2 separate regions of the Homo sapiens genome follow, and region 2 is linked to region 1. A link is a contact called in ENCODE Hi-C or POLR2A ChIA-PET data. All regions are on one chromosome and are shown on one strand. Each heading gives the region's core, a stretch centred on a gene start or an enhancer-like site at or near the end of the contact. The rest is flanking DNA. Distances are from core to core; before and after follow the strand shown.

Region 1 (5,142 bases), core at 978-3,477:
TTCTCCTCTATTCTCAACAATGTTCTCATATTCTTATTAGGTTTACATTCAAACGGCTCCCATCCACAGTGACAGCACATGGAGACAGTGGTCATAATTAGTTTGCCTCCAGCAACTGCTCTGCAGTTGAACTAGGTCTCTCTGTTTTTCTGGCTACCACAGCCTTGAAGATTAGAACTTTGAAAGAATGACCTTTTCCTGAATGAATTATGCCCTGTCTGAAGGCAACATATCCAGCAAGCAGGAAAACATAACTCCTGTAATTAATGCATTGTGACACATCTGCTTTTTGATGAGGCTTTAGGTATCTAATAAACATCTGTAACTATCTTAAAAAGGTATCTATCACATTGATAAGGGTCAAAAGCCTATAGGAAACAACTATTATTCAAGAGAAATGCTCTACTCTCTTTATACTGACAGTTTCTTGGGATTCTCCAGACTCGAATCCCAGTGTCAAGTCAACTTACAGAACTATACATCCCTGGTCCTCATCTCTCTACTACGGAATTACTTTTACAGGATTATAACATTATACCTTTAGCATTTTTCTACAGAGCAGCAAAATAGCCATATGTAGAATATCTTTTTATATATTTTTAATTACCATGGAGGAAACTGTCTATGTTGCTCAATGTTCTTTATGTAAAAACGAAGGTGACACCTCGAAAAAACAAACAAACAAAAACAAACAAAAAAAGTAGGTGACAAATTCCCCTGGAAACTAGGGGGAAATAACCTCTTTCTCCTGATCAAGAGGTACACTTTCTATTACAGAAGAACGAATATTAAAGAGCTCTTCCTGTTCTCCTTTTGTGTTTGGCTACTAGGAGAGCAGACCTAAATTCTTTGCCCCATTCCGGCAAATTTCCTCCGTTAAGAACTTTGGGCAAAACTGTTTGTCTACCCCATTCTTGCTTGTCTTTTTATTTTTATGTTAATGATTTTCAGGTGAGTTTTTTACTACAGGCTGCTGAACTATACTGCAGATAAGTAGGCTTATGAATGTGGGTGTTAAAAAAAATACAGAGTTGTTCAACATGGATGTTTTCCTAGATTAAGTTTTGATGTTTATACAACCGACTTGAAGAACACAAAAAGTTTATCTGAAATCCATTCATCAAGGCTAAGTTCTCCATACTGTTTTGTAACTTATTTTAAAATGATGGATATCATGTATGTGATACATAATGGATGATGAATATTATTTGGACAAAACTCATTATGAGTAAAGAAACAAAATTACATGTCTCTACATTCGAGTGGGTGGGTTACAAAATTACAAGCAGCAATCCCTGCAACAGGATTCCAGTGTTCTAGGCTTCTACCCCATTCTAACTATGAGGAAAATGAAATTTCATTCCATTACCATTTACTGGGACTCTGCTTTGAGAAGAGCACTAAAATAATTTGGCTCCCAAATGACCTCCAATATCGAACTTGGTGTGCTGCCGTGTAATAATCTTCCCAAGAGCATCAGCTTCCTTCTAAGTGTTAGACCCTGCCCCATTTTGTCTTTTATTTGACGAGGTTGGCTCTTTTCTTGGTGTTTCCCCTTAAGTTTACAACTTGCAGATTTCTCCCCTTCTATCAAGTTTTGATTTCTCTTTGCCCCATCTAAGACTGACATTCCAAAATCAGAACTCTGCACTTTTATTCGTCTGCTGTCCCTGCCTCCCCCATAGCCACAGATTCACTGTAACAGAACTCTGCTCTACTTTCTCGAGCACATCGGTCTTCCGGCCATAAGGTATCAGGTCCTTCCTTTCCTTCGGCTCTTATGGTGCCGTACCCGATCGGTCTGGTCTCCCAGCGTTGGGTACGTTAGAGATTTAAGTCTTTTCCCCAACTCCAGGTAGCTCCACAGATCCGCCTTCCTTCCCCCAAACCCCCGAGACCCCATCTCCACAACTTCGGCCTCAGTCCCCAGATCCACCCACTTCCAGGGCGTCAACGTCTCCTCCCCCTCACCGGGTCCTCAAGTCCTGAGTCTGACGCCCCCCGCCTCCACCCCAACCCTGGGCTGCACTGCTCCGCCGCGTCCGCACGCACCCACTCGTTGGCCCGATGGCCGAAGGTGTACAGAGCCACCTGGCTGGCCACGTCCACGATGCGGTTGATATAGGGGTCGTGGCGCTGCAGGGCCGCTAGGCTGATGTCGCGCCCCTTTCCCACCAGGCCGCCTGCCGCCACGGCTGCCATCTTCCCTCCCTCCCAGACATAGGCACGGGGCTCTTGGAAGCCACTCTCAATAGATCGCAGAACGAGCGAGCTGCCTCGCAACCGAGAACCCACGGCGACCACACGGCCCGGGAGGCCTTCCGGCTCCAGTCACCCCCACCCTCCTGCCCGCCGACAGACGCAAGGCCTCACTAATCGATGGCCGCGCCCCGCCCACTGAGGATCGTTGCCACTGGCAACGACAAGCCCAGGCCTGCCCTCTGCATCCCGTTTCTTTCTCCAAGAGCTGTTTTTCTACGCGCTCGAGCCTTTGAGCTGTGTGTGCGGTAGGATTTCCTTCTTGGATGTGTTCGACCCCTTGGCATATCTTTTCTTTGGCGCTTCAGTGATCAAATCTATCACAATAAATAAGCCTCGAGCATCAAGAACTCTGAAGAGAAAGAGAACTGAATTGATTTCTGAATGCGCTAACACCCAGTGGTTCTCAAAGTGTGGTGTGGTCCTGGAACCCTTTGGGAGTTTCTGAGACCCTTTCAGGGGATCTGCAAGGTCAAAAAAAAAACAAAACCTTTTATGACAATGCTGAGACTTACTTATTTGACTTGTTCACTGTGGTGACGTTTTGCAGACAATGGTGGTTAAAAGCGCCGGTGGTTTAACCCAATCAAGGCAGGGGCACCAAACTGTATTGCTAGTCAAAGTACGCGTCACTAATCTGCACTCTCAGTTACAAAAGAAAAAAAAAAAAAGAAGAAGGTAGAGAGCCAGTGTCACCTGATGGTGTTCTTGATAAGCAGTAAGAATTATTAATTTCATTGAAGCTTAATCCTTGGGTACAATTCTTTTTAACATTCTGCATGAAAAAATAGGAAATAGGCATAAAGCACGTCTGCTGCAAAATGAAGTGTGTCATATTTGTCTCTAGGAAAATACTTCTGTGCTTGAGTTGTAGGCCGAATTCATGTTTTTATTTTTATTTTCATAAAACATTTTTACTTGAAAGAAAGATGGGCAAACTATGATTATTCAAACAGGTACTTGACAGACATTTTTCTGAAAATAAATAAAGTGTGCCTGTCACTTTCAGGAAAACAAGGGACAATTACTGCTGCCAATGATAATTTTTAAGCCTTCAAGCCAGAATTAAAAGTTTAGAAAATGTGTATCTACTGCCATGAGCTTGACATCTCAGTACTTAATGTTTTTTTTTCTGATGAGATCAGTGATGATATTAATGAGCGCAATTTTAACAAATCTTGTATAATGGAAAGTGTCAATATCTCAAAGATCTGCTTAACTCAGTGGTCCAGTATTTTCCAAAAGACCAATGTCTCATGCTACATAATCATGCACAGGCAAAAGATCCATTCAAGGACAAGGTGGACTAATGGATTTTTAATGTAACAGTATGAAAAGTTAATAGGATTTCAGATAGTACATTGCAGCTAAGCTTTGAGAAACTCCAGCTTGTCAAGTTTTGGTATATTATCCAAGAAGAATATCCACAATTGTCTGAAAAACTCTATTAAAATATCCATCTCTTTTCCAACTACATTATCTACATATGAGGCCAGAGTTTCTTCATATACTCCAAACAAAACACACATAGCCCGGGGTCTTTAAAGTTATTTTTAATTTCCAATATGGTAAATATAGGTGGGTATAACTCACATAAACAAAAGTTCTCTGAGGGAGTCCTTAATAATTTTTAAGAGTGGGCCAGGTGCGGTGGCTCCTGCCTGTAATCCCAGCACTTTGGGAGGCTGAGGCGGGCGGATCACAAGGTCAGTAGTTCAAGACCAGCCTGGCCAACATGGTGAAACCCCGTCTCTACTAAAAATACAAAAATTAGCCAGGAGTGGTGGCAGGTACCTGTAATCCCGGATACTCGGGAGGCTGAGGCAGGAGAATCGCTTGAACCCGGGAGGCAGAGGTTGCAGTGAGCCGAGATCCTGCCACTGCACTCCAGCCTGGGTGATAGAGCGAGACTCCATCTCAAAAATAAAATAAATAAAAAGTAATTAAAAAAATAATTTTTAAGAGTGTAAAGGAGTCTTGAGACTAAAAAGTTGAGAATGGTTGATCTAAACCATTTATCTAGCATTAAATATTAGAACAACTGTGCAGACATTACTACTCACATTCATAAATTCTTACCTATTTGATATAGAAATATCATAGATACGGCACACATACCCTCTCATAATAATATGTTGCAATATAATCTTTGCAGTCACAATTTCAATTGTACTGAAATTCTTGGTTAAGCTGCATTTTGGAGTCTCAGTCCTATTGACTCCCAAGCCTAACTTCCCAGTGGGGAAGAATACAGCAATGGCTTTCAAACAACTTTTTTTTGACTGAGGCTGGGGTCATTTGCAGTCTGACTGAGAACATATGTTTATATATTTATACCTGATATTAACTAGAATAAATGTTTCAATACTAAGTATACAGACATTTTTTAAAATGCTATTTGTGACTTTGTAAATTGGTTTCATGACCAACTAATGGATTGTGACCTGTAGTTTGAAAAACATAGGGCTGCAGCAACTGAGCAACCACACAAAGCTGACTAGACAACTTTCCATGTTAGTTCACTACCTTTTTCCAGTGTTACTGACCTCTTTGCTCTTAATCACATATGTGCTTCTAAAAACAAGTTTAATCTGTAATATGGGCAATGGAGAATTTTGTGATTAATTCTTGAACTAGTCACACTCTCTCACTTGATTAGCTGTTCTAATTTTGATTTTTCAGCATGAACCCACAGATTCTACTTTGCATTTCCCTCGTACATATAATGAGGCATTGTTTTTCTTTTGTCTGTTAAGTTCCATGATCCTTACACAGATCATTGTCCTCATAATTTTTCAGTCTTTCCATCTTTAAAGTGTAAAGAATAGATCATGGCCTCCAAAGAACGAATTGCTTTGAGCTCATTAGAGAAGACAGGCAATA
Region 2 (5,142 bases), core at 859-3,358, 690 kb after region 1:
CATGCAAATGTGAGCCTGGCTGCCTTTATACACAGACAGGCAAGATCCAAGGTGCTCAGGCCTGACTGCCCGTGAGCATCACCTGGGGAGCTTTGGAAACCCGGGACAGATTAACTGATGATTGTTAAAGCTCTTCGATGATTTTAACGTGTAGCAAGGTTGAGAGCCACTAGCCTAGAACAAGCGAGCTTTCAGTCCCACTGTGCTCTGCCTGGTCAGAGCATCTAGTGCAATCCCGGCACCACATTATTAGGGACCTTTGACACACTGGAACAAACCCAACAGAGGATGACCAGGATGGCAAGGTTCCTAGAAACCATTTCCTAGGAGAACCGTTTCAGGGAATTCGGGAAGAAAACCTGGAGAGGAGGTGACTTTGGAGGGTGCGATACACCTCTCACACCTGCAACGGGTGGGATGGGGAAAGGGTGGCAGGCTCAGCCCACCAGCGGACAGATTTCAGCTCACATGGGGAAGACCTTCCCAAATGAGCTCTTCCAAGATGAGAGGGGCTTGCCTGAAAGGTAGTGAGCCCCCCATCATCAGACATAGCCAAGCAGAGACTGTGCTCATCCGGGCGTCAGGCTGTGGTGCAGGAGGTGGGGCGTTAAACCAGGTGGCTTCCAAGGTTTACCTCTCAAAGTCTGGTATTCCTGTGGCCTCGATCATCCTGCATTCATTTCACAGACCTTCCCTGAGCGCCTACCATGTGCAGGCCCTGTTCTAGGTACAGGGACACAGCTGAGAAACAGAGCTTCTGCTCTCATGAGCTCACATCATGGTGAGGAGAGACAGATAATAAACACATACATATATAACACATCAGGAAGGTCAGGAGTGCCAAAGAAAAACTAAGCAGGGCAAGGAGAGAATGAGTGGCGTGGGCAAGGAGCAAGACAAACAGATGCCTGAAAGGAGCGAGTGCCAGGCTGCACTCAGCTTCCCCCGACCCGCTGGCTCAGGAGCCGATTTTCCCATAGCCAGGCACTAAGCAGCCGGTAGGGAGGACAGAGAAGCTTAAGGGTCACCTGCTGGCCCTTCCCAGCAGAAGCAAGGCAGGGGCATGCGCCGTGTTTGCACAGATACCTCACCCCTGGAAAGGCAGCAGCAGGCAATGGGCAGTGGGCCTGTCTCAGCAGTTTCACCAGGGAGAATGGTTTCTCTGAAAGAATAGTATAAAGGTTCAGTGGGTGTCAGAAAGGAGAGAGGCAGGCTGGGATCTGCTGATACAGCATCAGGGCAACCCCCCGGCCCCTCTGAGAGCCAAACCTTCTCTGGTTTTTGTTTTGGTTGTTTTTTGAGACAGGGTCTCGCTCTGTCACCCAGGCTGGAGTGTAGTGGTACAATCACAGCTCAGTGCAGCCTGGCGCTGCTGGGGTCAAATGATCCTCCCACCTCAGTCTCTGGCCTTGCTAAGATCACAGGTGTGCATCACCACACCCAGCTAATTATTCTTAAATTTTTTGTAGAGACGAAGTTTCCCTGTGTTGCCTGGGCCTGGTCTCGAACTCCTGGGCTCAAGCAGTCCTTCTGCCTGGGCTTCCCAAAGTGCTGGGTGACAGGTGTGAGCCACCGTGCTGGGCCATAAGCAAGTCTTCATATATTTGATGACAGTGTTTGACCACCCCAGCCAAAACTTCTCTGGCCTGCACATCCCTAATTCTGGCAGATGCTCCATCTCCACTTGTTCCCCATGGGTGCCCCTCCCAACACACACACGTACACGTGCACACACGCACACTTCCCCAAGTGACCTACCAGATACCCCCTCGCTCTAGCCCTCAAGGGAAGAGCTGGGCTCCAGGAGTAATGTTCCTTTGGTTCTTCATGGCTCCCACCCCGCTCCTTCAGGTCTTGATTTCAGAAGGACTGGGGCAGTTTGCTCAAGATCCCAAGTTCATCGAGGTCACCACCCAGGAGCTGGCCGACGCCTGCGACATGACCATAGAGGAGATGGAGAGCGCGGCCGACAACATCCTCAGCGGGGGCGCCCCACAGAGCCCCAATGGCGCCCTCTTACCCTTTGTGAACTGCAGGGACGCGGGGCAGGACCGAGCCGGGGGCGAAGAGGACGCGGGCTGTGTGCGCGCGCGGGGTCGACCGAGTGAGGAGGAGCTCCAGGACAGCAGGGTCTACGTCAGCAGCCTGTAGTGGGCGCTGCCAGATGCGGGCTTTTTTTTATTTGTTTCAATGTTCCTAATGGGTTCGTTTCAGAAGTGCCTCACTGTTCTCGTGACCTGGAGTTAACCGGAACAGCGTCTTCATTCATTTCTGTTGGGACCAGACGCGGAGCCTGGGTGCGCGAGCCGCCCTCCGGGAGGAAGGCGCCCGGCTGCGTCTGCAGAGGCGGGGAGAGGAGGCGGCGAGGGTCCCGGGGCGCGAGGAAGGCGCCTGCCCTCTCCCAGCTCGCAGGCCCCGGGCCCGGCCGCGCCTCCGCGGGGAGAGCACCCCGGCTTCCCGCGCGCCCTCACCAAAAGGACCCTACAGCAAACGGGTGTCTTTCGACTCTGCTTGTAGAAACCATTTGCACATATTCTGTACGAGCCTCGCTGTCTCCCTAGAGCCAGGGCCCTGCGGATTTGGAGAAGGGAGCGGGGCAGGACTTCCAGGAGGACCCCAACCCGGCCCGGAGAGGGAGGAGGAGGCCTCCAGGGGCGCGGAGCTCTGGGGATGGGCGTCGGGCCGGCAGTGGTGCGGCTCACTCCGTCCCTGCCCACCTGCGACGGGATCCCCCGACCGGCACGGGCCACGCCGAGCTCCCGGCCAGCCGCCGGCCCGCAGGCAGCGCGAGGGAGGAGCTGCGCCGCCGGCTCCGCCCAACCAGGTGGTGCTGAGCTTCCGCTGAGCGCTCTTTTGTTTTGTGGTTTGACACTTTTCTTGACAGCATGTTGCAGTTTCTTTTCGGTTTTGGTTTTTTTTAAATGTTTTATTTTGCTTTCCCAGCGGGAGGGGAGGAAGAAGAGTGTTTACAAAGTCCTGTAGCCCCCTCACCTTTCTGTTTTCACTTTTGCCAATGTACATCGGGTTTGGTTTTCTTGTATTATTTAAACGGTTGTGGTTTCCTTTTTCCACGGAGGTTCAATAGAAGCCGCTGCAGGAGAGTTTTACCAACCATTGTGTATGCCCAATAATTTGTTATCATTTCCTTAGGTAGTAACCTATTTTTGTTCTGGTTTGGTTCGGTTATCTAATGGAAAGGTAACTGGCAATGCACTTGATGTGGTCTTGCACATGTGGGTGATAGAGTTGGGTTCCTTTTTATGCTGGGTGTACAGGTGGGTTTGGGAGAGAGGAGCATGCGCGAGAGAGTCTCCGAGTGTGTGCGACGCGTGTGTGTGTGGTGGGTTGTCTGTGTGCATATGTCCTGCCCGTGTATATGCACCCACACCATGTGCCCGTGCACACCAGTGACTACGCAGTCCCCCCTTTCTGGTTTAGCTGTGGGAAGATCTGAATCTGGGGCCGTTTGAAAGCAAAAACAAACCACTGTCTCTGCTTCTGAAACGGGAATCAGTAACTCTTTGCATTTTCTGTCCCACAAGATATGCAAAAACAATGCAATAATATTCATTTAAAAATACAATTGTGAGTTGTGTTGGCATTAAAACTGTATTTTAAAAAAAGACAGAAATTTAAGGGAAAAACACAAGAAGGCATTTTGCTTCAATATATTCCGTGTAATGTTTTATTGCATTGATAATGTTTCTGTTGAAGAAACCGTTATACTTGAATTCAGGTCAGTTTCAGTATTTTTCAAATATTTTTTTAAAACTGAATTGCAATTGTGCCAAGCGAATATAATGAATTGAATTAAGTTGGTTTTCGGATTCACTTCTTGTATATTTTGCTGCATGTAAAGTAAATCATTTTGTATTTGGAGTGTGACAAGCTTTACCTTTGAACTCAAGTGCTTTTCTATATGTGGTTGGGGGAAAGGGAACAAGTTTTCTTTAGTTTGCACAATGAGCAAAGGTATCACCAGTGTAGTCATTATTCTGCTCTCCACAAACAGGTTTGGACATTACTGTTTTGCATATCTTGTGTTTGCTTACATTTCCCTCAATTTTTCCAAAATCGTTTGCTGGGTATGTTTGTACCGCCTCTTGCTGTGAGAGACCAGGACCTATTTTATTCCAGTCTTCACTCTGTCCACTCTGCTCTGGTCATCTGATTTGGTACTTCTCCAAGAACAGCCCTTCACTGTGAGGTGCAGGGAGGCGTTCTGATGAGCCCTCAGTCACTGGGCCGTCATCCGCATCCCCCATGGAAGAGGTAGCTGGCTTTCCCTTCCCTTCCACCACACGGAATTTTCTCTTTGGCTTCCTTAGGAAAGTGTACACTAACCGGGAGGATAAAATTAAAGTCAGGCTGCTTGGAGGGAGGGGCATCCTCACTTCCGGATTCTTGTTGCTCTACCCAACAAGGACAGCAGGGGCTCGAGAAAGGAACTGGTGAAACCCTGATCCATCTGAAAGTCAACTCTGCGTGCTCCTTTCTCCATCCCTTCCTCACTCTGGAGCAGCCTTTCCTTCAGGCTTGCCCTAATGTTTGGGCTGCCGGGGAGGGGGCCAGGACAAGGGAAGAGGCATCCGGAGCTCACAGTGGGGGTGGGAACAGATTTTTGTGGGGGCATCTCTAATGCTCACTTATATCTCCCTAGAACATCACTCTTTTGGTGCTGTGTCCTTCAAATGTATGTCAACAGTGGTGGCTGAAAAGGGACTGCTTTGGGGAAAACAGGACCCAACCATTCACCCAGAATTGACCCATTAAATCTCTTCCAGTCCTAGTGTTCCCTGAGCCCCTCTTGGCACATATATAAGTAAGCTAGAAATTACAATAAGGGACAGTCCATTCCTCTATGACAGCTTGCTGGACTGATTCATGACAAAGTGGAGAAATGTACTCAATACTCCCCGGTTAACACAGTCTAGAAACAGAGTTTCTTTATGGATATCCACACCCAAGTCATCCAAACTTTCTTGATTCCTTTTCACTGCCATCAAGGTCCTCTAGAAATTGAGTTTAGGTATCATCCTTTGAAAAGTTCCCAAGATTTCTACCAGGAGGTACACACAGGCGTTCCCTGTCTAGGGCAGGAGGACTATCCTAGCTTGACCTTCTGATCCACTAGAATAAGAC

The links. A loop is a pair of places that touch in the nucleus more often than their neighbours do. ChIA-PET counts read pairs that join two places held with the same protein, here RNA polymerase II (POLR2A). Pooled maps may share reads with other maps.
Region 2: a map with no recorded cell type shows a loop between it and region 1 (12-fold over the local background). The contact joins the promoter of CACNA1C-AS1 here to the promoter of DCP1B in region 1. A Hi-C loop is called at or near these places in 2 of 37 single-sample maps with no recorded cell type and 7 of 50 pooled maps. POLR2A ChIA-PET finds 5 or more read pairs at or near these places in 1 of 52 experiments (activated naive CD4-positive, alpha-beta T cell).

What each region holds. Positions count from the first base shown.
Region 1 is chr12:2,002,230-2,007,371 of GRCh38, forward strand. It overlaps DCP1B (decapping mRNA 1B), which reads right to left and starts at 2,228. Exons shown (of 9, transcript NM_152640.5): 1 at 2,053-2,228. The coding sequence starts at 2,202. It also overlaps a transcript of CACNA1C not described here. RefSeq lists enhancers at 1,310-1,949, 2,274-2,503.
Region 2 is chr12:2,689,049-2,694,190 of GRCh38, forward strand. CACNA1C-AS1 (CACNA1C antisense RNA 1) reads right to left here and starts at 2,109. Exons shown (of 4, transcript NR_045725.1): 1 at 2,021-2,109; 2 at 1,759-1,931; 3 at 1,092-1,162. It overlaps CACNA1C (calcium voltage-gated channel subunit alpha1 C), which reads left to right. Exons shown (of 47, transcript NM_000719.7): 47 at 1,852-5,142. The coding sequence ends at 2,151. RefSeq lists a silencer at 2,569-2,838.